Regions from separate parts of the Homo sapiens genome. Here region 1 is linked to region 2. The links are chromatin contacts, found by Hi-C in ENCODE. All regions are on one chromosome and are shown on one strand. The core of a region is the stretch at or near the end of the contact, and the rest is flanking DNA. Distances in the headings are between cores, read along the strand shown.

Evidence for each region. A loop is a pair of places that touch in the nucleus more often than their neighbours do. Pooled maps may share reads with other maps.
Region 1: a map of GM12878 shows a loop between it and region 2 (2.8-fold over the local background). The contact joins two enhancer-like sites. A Hi-C loop is called at or near these places in 5 of 168 maps with a recorded cell type or tissue (GM12878, OCI-LY7, PC-3 and 2 more), 7 of 37 single-sample maps with no recorded cell type and 10 of 50 pooled maps.

Annotation. Positions count from the first base shown.
Region 1 is chr9:68,947,793-68,952,394 of GRCh38, forward strand. All of the region lies in intron 14 of PIP5K1B (phosphatidylinositol-4-phosphate 5-kinase type 1 beta), which reads left to right. Among named protein-coding and RNA genes, the nearest start is that of PRKACG, 64 kb to the right of the region's middle. RefSeq lists enhancers at 2,051-2,670, 2,671-3,290. Within about 2 kb of position 1,964, at least 3 of the 41 ENCODE cell types and tissues checked have a DNase peak (open chromatin) inside an H3K27ac peak, as active enhancers do.
Region 2 is chr9:68,687,067-68,692,098 of GRCh38, forward strand. No RefSeq gene overlaps it. Among named protein-coding and RNA genes, the nearest start is that of PIP5K1B, 16 kb to the right of the region's middle. Within about 2 kb of position 3,150, at least 4 of the 41 ENCODE cell types and tissues checked have a DNase peak (open chromatin) inside an H3K27ac peak, as active enhancers do.

The DNA of each region.
Region 1 (4,602 bases), core at 714-3,213, 260 kb after region 2:
ATCAGTAATGCATTCCCTGGTACTGTGCTGGTTGTAAATACTCATAGAAATGTCTTAGCTAATTCTAGACACATGGGATAGATCTTTAGTTTGAGAATTCCTCAAAGAGGCTTGTAAGCTTGAGGAACCCAAGTGAGACTCCCTCTGATAAGGCAGGTGACACAGTTTGGGAGCAGATAGCCATCACCCATGCCCTTACAAAACATTTCTGCTTTATTACCAATACATCATTTGTGAACCCACCACCCCTGCAACATCTTATCTGAATCTTTCTTAGTCTGGAGCAAACACAGAATGAGGGGAAAATGTGGTCACATTCTTTCATTCTTAGTAAAGAAAGGATTTAGTCACCTTTTCCCAAGTGTCAAGAAATGAAGTCATCAAGCAAATGATACCACATGTTTAGAGAAGCAAAAACCTTCCTTATTCTTCAGTCTCTTGAAAGAAGGATATTCCATTTTAAAAATCAAAACCATTATAGCATTACCAGTGAACCTGAGTGGTGTCACATCTCTCTCCAGTTGTGGCTGAGGCACATGCTGAAAAAGTTGGAACCTGGCTGCGAGTGATGGCTCATGCCTCTAATCCCAGCACTGTGGGAGGTGAGGCAGGAAGATCTCTTGAGCCCAGGAGTTCGAGACCAACCTGGGCAGCTTAGCAAGACCTCATTTCTACAACAACAACAGCAACAACAACAAAAAACACATCTGAGCATGGTGGCACGTGCCTGTAGTCCCAGCTACTTGGGAGGCTAAGATGGGAGGATTGCTTGAATCCAGGAGTTCCAGGTTTCAGTGAGCTGTGATCATGCCACTGCACTCCAGCCTGGGCAACAGAGGCGAGACCTTGCCTCAAAAAAAAAAAGGAACCTGCAGAAGTTTTATAATATGCCTGTTAGTTTAGTTTTTCCTCCCCACCCCCAGAAAAAAAAAAAATAGAAGAAAAAACATGGATTTACATCACATTAGTCTGCACCTGGATTTTGCCAGATGTCTTTTTTCCTTTTTGACAAATTATAGAATTACTTCTGAAGTGATTAGCTTTTCAAATGATCCCTCATATATTTCTGCCAGGGCAGGAAATTGAAGTGAATTTTTCAGATATCTGACATTATATGAAGAATAATTTAGGATTCAGCATTAATTCAAAGAACATTCACATTTTTTGAGGAATTCATGTGAGATAATATTTCTGGGTACTTTTTGTGTGTTACTAAGATTTTTAAATCGATTTAGTTTATGGATAAATCATATTGCCAAAAAAAGTGGGAAAACTGTTGGCCAATTTTTGAATATTTTAACTGACAAAAAAAAAAAGACTTCTTTATCCATTCTTTGCCTCTTAATTCTGGAACTAAAACACTACATCTTTATTTCCCTTGACTTAAAACACTAGTGCTATGTCTCTGGAAGAATGGTTTGCTGGTAGTGGATGTACCTTTGTAGACACTCTTCAATTCTCTGCCCTCCTTCGTGGAGCCTCTAGAGAAATGCTTCTCAGTGTGACTAGCTCCTACATCAGGGTACCTACCTCTAGAAATGGAGCCCTGAAGTCTGCATTTTGGCAAGCTCCTTAAGAAATTCTTACCCACACTAGGATATAAAAGTTCTTTGGAAATAAACTCTTCTCCCCTCTCTGTTCTTTCTGAGTAGTGAAACAGCACCTGTCTGTGGTTCAGCTGAGACACAGCTGGACTCTCTGAAGAAATTAAGAGGACATAACATGTAATGCCAGAAATATAAAACCATAGCAAAGTGGATATGTTTTCAGATTCTAGTAAGGAGAACAGGACCTCAGTTCCTTTCTCATACTTCAGACATGCCTGGACAGGCCCTAAGCAAAAGTGACTTTTTGCCTTAAAGGTGTTAAAAGAAAAAGTTCAGCTGAATTAAATTGAAAGGAGTTTACTTGAGCAGTGAACAATATGTGAATCGGGCAGCCCCCAGAATCATATAGCAGATTCAGAGAGACTCCAGCGCCGACACGTGGTGGAAGAAGATTTATGGACGGCAAAAGGAAAGTGGCGTGCAGAAAACCGAAGTGAGGCACAGAAACTACTGGCTTGGTCAGAGCTCGGCGTTTGCCTTATTTGAACACGGTCCGAACAGTTGGCTACATCTGATTGGCCAAGACTCAGTGGTTGGCACAAATGTAAACTATGGTTGGTTTACACTTCCGCTTGTTGTATAGTTATCGATGTACAGAAAAACCTTTAGGCCAAACTTAAATATGTAAGGAGGCAGCTTTAGGCTAAACTTCATTTAACAAAGGTATTTTAGGTTAGCAACACCTCTGGGAAATGCTTCAGCCAGCCCCAAACCTGCTTCCCAGTGTGGTTCCTCTGACCTGAAGCCAACATACATTTCTGCCCAGCAGCTATTCGTGACCTCCCTGAGTCTACAGAGATCCTTGGTTCTGTAGTCAAGCAGGGTAATTCTCTTTCAGATTCCTTGGCCTCCACTGACTCCCCCTCTTTGCTTAAAGGTCAGTTTGGTCCTTCTGAGCCTTGAGAGTCCCCCTCTCCACCCTGACCATTTCACTCTGCTGTTTGCTTTGTCCACGTGACAGTTGCACTCTTGGGTGAAGCTGGCCTTATGCAAATTTCGTCTCACCCTAGAGAGCCCCTGGCCAGCAGCCTCACACAGGGCAGCACCCTTCCCAGGAGCTTGTCCATACCCATTCAGCTGCCTTCCCTGCCATGGCCTCTCTTCGAGACGTTTCCCTTTGGCCCAACCACTGTATTTCCATTTGCCTTCTGAGCCTAGCTCTTGTGTTGTGTACAAAGTAGTGTTCCCTGTGTGGGCCTGGGATCTGTAACAGGTGAACTTCCAGGTTCATGTTACCAGTTCTGGCCATGTCTCCTCCACCCAGAGGTCCTCTAGCTGGGGGGTCTGCAAGAATCCCAAGATTCATTTTTGTTTCTCTGATATGCTTCAAACATACAGGAAGAGTAACAAACAATTTCTTCCAAGGCAAGTAGAAAGTTGGTCCCGACATCCTCTGTTTAATCCTTCTGTTACCTGTGGAGTCATCACCACAGTAGTGAGCCTTATCTCCTGTAATTTAAATGACTTGTTGATTTGGGAGGGAAGGAATTTCACTGGGGAAGTCCACTAACATAAACCTGCTGCTGAGGACTCATTCACTTCACAGCACCAAGCTGGCCCAGCCTCCCCACAGACAGACCAAACGCCTCTACCACAACCTGCCTTTGCATTTAGTTCATGATAGTTATGGGTGCAGGAGAATTAGGTAAGTGTAAGGAGGGAACTAGGAGACAATGTTAAACTCTCCATTCAGAATAATATTAATCTAAAATGGAATCATTTAATAACCTGTTTTCAAGGATAAAGTAATAAAGGTGACATGTGTAATGAAGTAATGGAGCTCATTATTTTTCCAGCCAGCCCTATTAAAAATTAGTGTGTGGAAGGTCACAAATAACTTAAAAATGACCAGATTTGTTTTCAAAATGAAGGATTTGGCTATAATGCAAATTTCATCCTGAAGGCTACATGGGGAAAAAAATAATGGTAGAGTTTCTCTGTCTTTTCTTTCATTGCTTCTCATCACACTGGAAGAATGGTTCAGACTAAGCACTTTGTCTGGGAGAAGATTTTTTGTCTTTTATTTATGTATGAGTGCATTTCAGTTGGTGTCCTCCTAATTCCAACCACCCTCACCTGCTGCTTTCTGTGTGGTCACTGAGTTGTGACAGGAGAGAGGCCAGGTATTCGAAGGCCAGGTCAAAGCTCATTTAGGGAACCGGTCGAGCCTTCGCCTTTTCCCTGTTCACCCTCCTGCCTTTCCAACCTAAGTGGTAAAACTCATCCTGAAAGAATCACGGAGCTTTGGAGATGAGAGGGAACTTTGGCCATCATGTCATCCAGCCCTTTTATTTATTAAAAAAGGTATTGATTGATTTTAAAATTTATAAATTATTTTTGTAACAAAACTCTATGCCCAGAGTTTAACAAATAGTCGTGTAACATGTGTTAAGAAAAAGAGCAAGCCGTAGTCCACCTCCCCCTACGTCTTCATGTGCAATCACCTTCAACTCTTTGAGCTGATTCCTTTGGCAATTACTTTGGTTTTTCTAAATAACATGCTTATATTGTTATTGCTTGATCTATTGGGTGTAGGCATTAGCTAATAACTGCCCACTATAGAAGACGAAGATTTAGCTGTCTTTTCTCCACCCGACACATACCACGTATGTGTACTGTTCCCACCCCCTCCTCCTACACCCTTCCAGTTTCCCTGTATAGTTACATCTTGACTGTAGTCCGATCGATATTGAGTGTTTTATTATGGCTTTGTGAATAGTGTCATATACTATGTTTCAGTTTCCTTTCCTGTGTGACTTTTTGTTTTTATTGTAATAAATGACTGCCTTGTTCTTCGGTTTGCTTAGTTTTCTGTGTATTTTTCCTTAATAGAACCCTAAGCTTTCCACCAGTGTCTTCATTTCTTCTCAAACCATTTAAGTGCATGAGGTTCTGTTCCTTTTATTGTCTTGCAGAAGTTTCCGCCAGACACTTCTGACCAGCCTGGACTGAACTGGTTGCCCTCTAGGACCTGATGTACAAATGTTACTTTGGG
Region 2 (5,032 bases), core at 1,900-4,399:
GCTGAGTGGTTTCACTCATCACCACCAATCCCTGCCGACCCTTCACCCCAGCCTGCAAAGCCACTTCCATCCTTCAGACCCTCCAACTTCCCTACCATTCCTCCAAGTAATCCAGATTTTGGGATAGTTCCTTCCTGTCTAGCACTCTTTTGTCTTCTTTCTTTGCCTTCTCATCTCTCAACTATAGGTGATATTTGTGAGGTAGTAAAAATATAAAAATCAGCTGGATGTGGTGGCGCCTATAATCCCATCTACTCGGGAGGCTGAGGTGGGAGGATCACTTGAACCTAGGAGGCAGAGGTTGCAGTCAGTCAAGACCGTGCCACTGCACTGCAGCCTGGGTGACAGAATGAGACTCTGTTTGAAAACAACAACGACAACAACAACAAAAAAGAAAACAGAGGAACAAATTTGAGAACTCACGGTGCCTGATTTCAAGAATTACTATAAAGCCACAGAAATCAAGACAGTGTGATACTGAGAAAAATATAACATATAGATTAATAAAACAGAACAGAGAGCCCAGAAATTGACCCACACATAGGTGGTTACTTGATTTTTGACAAAGATACGAATGAGGTAGAAAAATAAGTCTTTCAATAAATGGTATTGGAACAACTGGACATTCATATGCTAAAAAAAGAGAACTTCAACTTATATCCTGTATTGTATAATACAAAATAGTTAACAGTTAACTAAAAATGCATCGTAGACTATCATAGGCCTAAATGCAAGAAGTTTCAACCATAAAAATTCTAGAAGATACCATAGAAAAAAAATGTGCAAAGATTTAAGCAAATACTTAAATCTTTGGCTTAAGCAAAGTTTTCTTAGATATGTCACTAGAAATATGATTTATAAAAGCACACACTGATAAATTTAGCTTTATAAAAATTTAAAATTTCTGCTCTGCAAAAGACACTTCAGAAAATGAAAAGACAAGCTACAGACTGGTGGAAAATATTTGCAAATATTTTCCTACATAAATGACTTGTGTCCAACAAATGACTTGTATCCGTAATATATAAAGAGCCCACAAAGCTCAATAAGAGAATCCAATTTTTAAATGGCCAAAAGATTTGAACAGACACTTTATCAAAGAGGATATATATGGAGAAAAATACATAAAAAGATGCTTCTCATAATTATTCATTAGGAAAATGTAAGTTAAAACTATGATGAGATACAATTTTGTATCCACCAGATATATAAGTCTGACAATTCCAATGGTACAGAAGATGTGGAAACCGAAACTCTCAAGCACTGTTATTGATAGCAGTATAAATTGAAACAATTTCTTTAGCATGCAATTTGGCACTATCTAGTTAGGTTGAAGATTCACATAATCCATGACCCTGCAATTCTACTTCTAGATAGAGAATAATTCTTGCACATGTGCACAAAGAATGAATACAAGAATACTAGGTACAGCATTTTGTGGTAATGGAGGAACAATGTAGAAAATGTCCATGAACAGGAGAATAGACAAATTGTGGTATATTCATACAATGCATGCTACACAGCAAGGGTTAGCAAACTATAGCCCATGGGTCAAATCCAGCCCATTACCTATATGTATAAATAAACTTTTATTGAAACCCAGCCACACTTGTATTCACTGATGTATTGTCTGTATAACTGCTTTCGTGTTACAACAGCATTGTTCAATAGTTGCAAGAAACCATATGACACACAGAGCCTAAAATATTTAATGCCTGGCCTTTAATAAGAAAAGTTTGCTGACCCCTGATCCATAGCAAAACAAAAAAAGTAAATCACAGCCCAGGCAACATGGTGAGACCCCATCTCTAAAAATCATTAAAAAATTTTGCCAGGCATGGTAGTGGGAGCCTGTAGTCCCAGCTATTTGGGAGGCTGAGGCAGGAGAATCGCTTGAGCCCAGGAGGTCAAGGCTGTAATGAGCTATGATTATGCCACTGCCCTCCACCCTGATAAAGCAAGATTCTGTCTCTAAAGGAATGAATGAATGAATAAAATGACAAGTATATTGCATCAGTCAGAGCCCAACCAGAGAAAGAGAACTAGTGAGAGATATATATTAAGAGGTTTATTCCAAGGAACTGGCTTGTGTGTGATTGTGGAGGCTGGCTAGGCATGTCTGAAATCCATAGGGGAGACTGTCAGGAAGGGCAGGCTGGAACCATCAGTCCTAAGCTGAAGCTTGGTTCACAGGTGGGATCTCTTCTTCTCCAGGGAATCCTTGGCTATGCCTTTCAATTGCCTTTCTAATGCCTTTCAACCAATTGAATGAAGTCCATTCAGATTATCTAGGCTAATCTTCTTTACTTAAATCCAATTGATTACAGGCTTTAATCACACCTACAAAATACCTTCACAGAAACACCTAGTGTTTAACTGATTAACTGATCTAGCCACGCTGACATGTAAAACTAGCAAATGTATCCACATATATATCCACAAAGATAAATCTCATATATCCACAAAGATAAATCTCATAAATGTAATGCTGAACAACAATTAAAGTTGCAAAATCATACATAAGATAAGGTAACACTTATATAAAGGTTTAAAATGGGCAAAAAATTTAACAAAGTTTATGAATATATGGATATATAAAAACATGTAAAGGAATGATAAAGTTACTTTATGTTACTGAGTGCCACTGGGAAGGAAGGAAAGGAGTGAAATTGGGAGTAGTTTTACTGTATCTATAATATTCTGTTTGTTTGTTTGTTTGTTTGTTTTTAAAGGCAAGAGACTCCAAAGTAAATCAGGCATACAAAAATCTTATAAAACCTGGCCCTGATATTGTAATTGCTTATTGTATTATTGTTAATACTTGGGTGCGTGTGTGCAATCTTGCACAATCATTATTTTTTAAAAAGCATCATGATTAACCCCCTTTGCACAAGCCTAAAAAGTGGTGTTTATACTGGGTGGTCAACTTTGATTCAGAACTACACTGGATAGGACCAGACAGTAGAGGCTTCTTTTTTGTTTTCTAAATGCTAAACAACACTTTGGTGGATGCTCTGGGTTTTCTTTCATGGTCCAGTGTTTCAGGGAATGAACCTCACCTCCTGGGAGTTGAGCCTGGAAAATCACAGCATTCATCATGCTCCAGCCTGTGCCCAGTGGAGAGCACAGAGCAGGGTGAGTCATTCTTACTTGAGCCCCGACCTTGGCTGACCTTCGTAGTGCCAAGGTCTGGAGCCAAATGAAACTCCTGACTTAAGGAGCTAGAGATAAAGAGGCGGGTGGCTGGTCACATGGTACGTGGCCGCTGATGGAATGTGACTTGTCAGACCCCCCCCAGGGGGCTTTCAGTAGGGCCTGCATTTGTATTTATTATACCAAGAGACATAATGCTGAGAGTTCTTCCTGAAGAACGTCAGACTTCTGATTTAAGAAGTGGTTGTATACAGATCCAAAGGTTGTAATCTGCAACATGCCTGCAGAAATTTATCAACTGACATTTTTGTATGGCATGCCAACGTAAGTCTTTTTGCAAAAATTAAACTCTTTTAGGATTAAAAAGAACACATGCTATTTGTAAAAATTTGGAATATGTGAAAAGCTAGAGAGAAGAAAACAAACCTCTGAAGCTCACTACCCAACATTATCAGTGATTATCTTTTAGCCTTTTTTTCCCGGTGTCATACTTTTTTCTGTAGTTAATGTACCCTTTCAACAATGGTTATTGAGCACCCAGCAAGTACCAGGCTTTATTCTCGGTGCTAGAGATATGGAAATGTACAAAACAGCCAAGGTCCCTGCTCTTGGGGAGCTAATAAGAAAGAAGGGTAGACTAACCATTGAAAATCAGTATATAAATATACAAGATACATTTAGATACAAAATGGTATTATGGAAAAAATGATACCTAATAATACCGAAGACTTATAATGTGCTATTCTAAGCCTTTCACTCATGTGTATCAATACATTGAATAAAACTGATGTCTGTGTGTGTGTGTGTGTGTGTGTGTGTGTGTGTGTGTGTGTGTGTGTGTGTGTGTTAGAGGGAAGGTTAGGCTATTACAGGAAATCTTTCAATGCAATGATCAGGAATGTCCTATTGAAGAAGACAACGTAGGAACGAAGGTTTACTTAAAGGGAAAAAGATGGCCATGGAAGACCCAGATTGAGAGCCTTCCCAGCAAAGGGAACAGCAAGTTTAAATACCTTGAGCATAAAATAGTTTGGCATGTTCATGAAACAGAAAAAAGTATGTCTGGGACTTCAAGGAACAAAAGGCAGAAAGGTCTGCAATGAAACCAAAGATTGTCCTTTTTGGGTTCTCCAGGGAACTCTTGAGAGCAGCAGAAAAAGGCATTTTTTTTTTCCAGTGGTTTCATTCTCTTCTTATCCCACCCACTACTTTCACACTCTCATTTCTGTATGAGGAAAGGGCTGAGCTTTTGTTGCAGCTGCTACTCTTGGAACAGTTGAGACCATTAACTCACATCTCCTGCACCTGACATGCCAGCATCCTACAGGCAGAATTTAAAGCTTCGGGGTCCTCTTTGCTAAAATGCTACCCACACTTAAGTCCACACAAAGTTGAAGGCAGCTTTGCAATTGAGTTTTACCAACAATCTTAGGACCCACATTATTAATTGCTACACAGCAACCACTCCTCACTCAGCACTTCTTCCTCAGCTGAGAGGCTTCCCTCTACTGTAAAGGCTAATGATGCCAAATATTTTTTTCTCCTCCCTTGCTTCCAGATGACCAAACTCAGAGTTGTGTCTTGGCCCTTAGATTTGCTACCTAAAGCCCACAGCGTGGCTGTCTCAGTTTCCTGACTATCATTCCCTACAATCTGGATTTTGCAGCTTGAATGTTAATAGGGTAATTCATTGCAGCCCTTTGTTCTCTCTATTGCCTGTAAAATGGTGGTCATAAGCCTCAATACACATAATCTTTAAAACAACTCAATAAGGCAGGACCATTCATGTCCCCACTTTACAGACTAATAAACTAAGGCACAAAAAATTATGTACTAGAGGTCATGTAGCTGGAAAGTGGAGGAGCTAGCGTTGGAATCC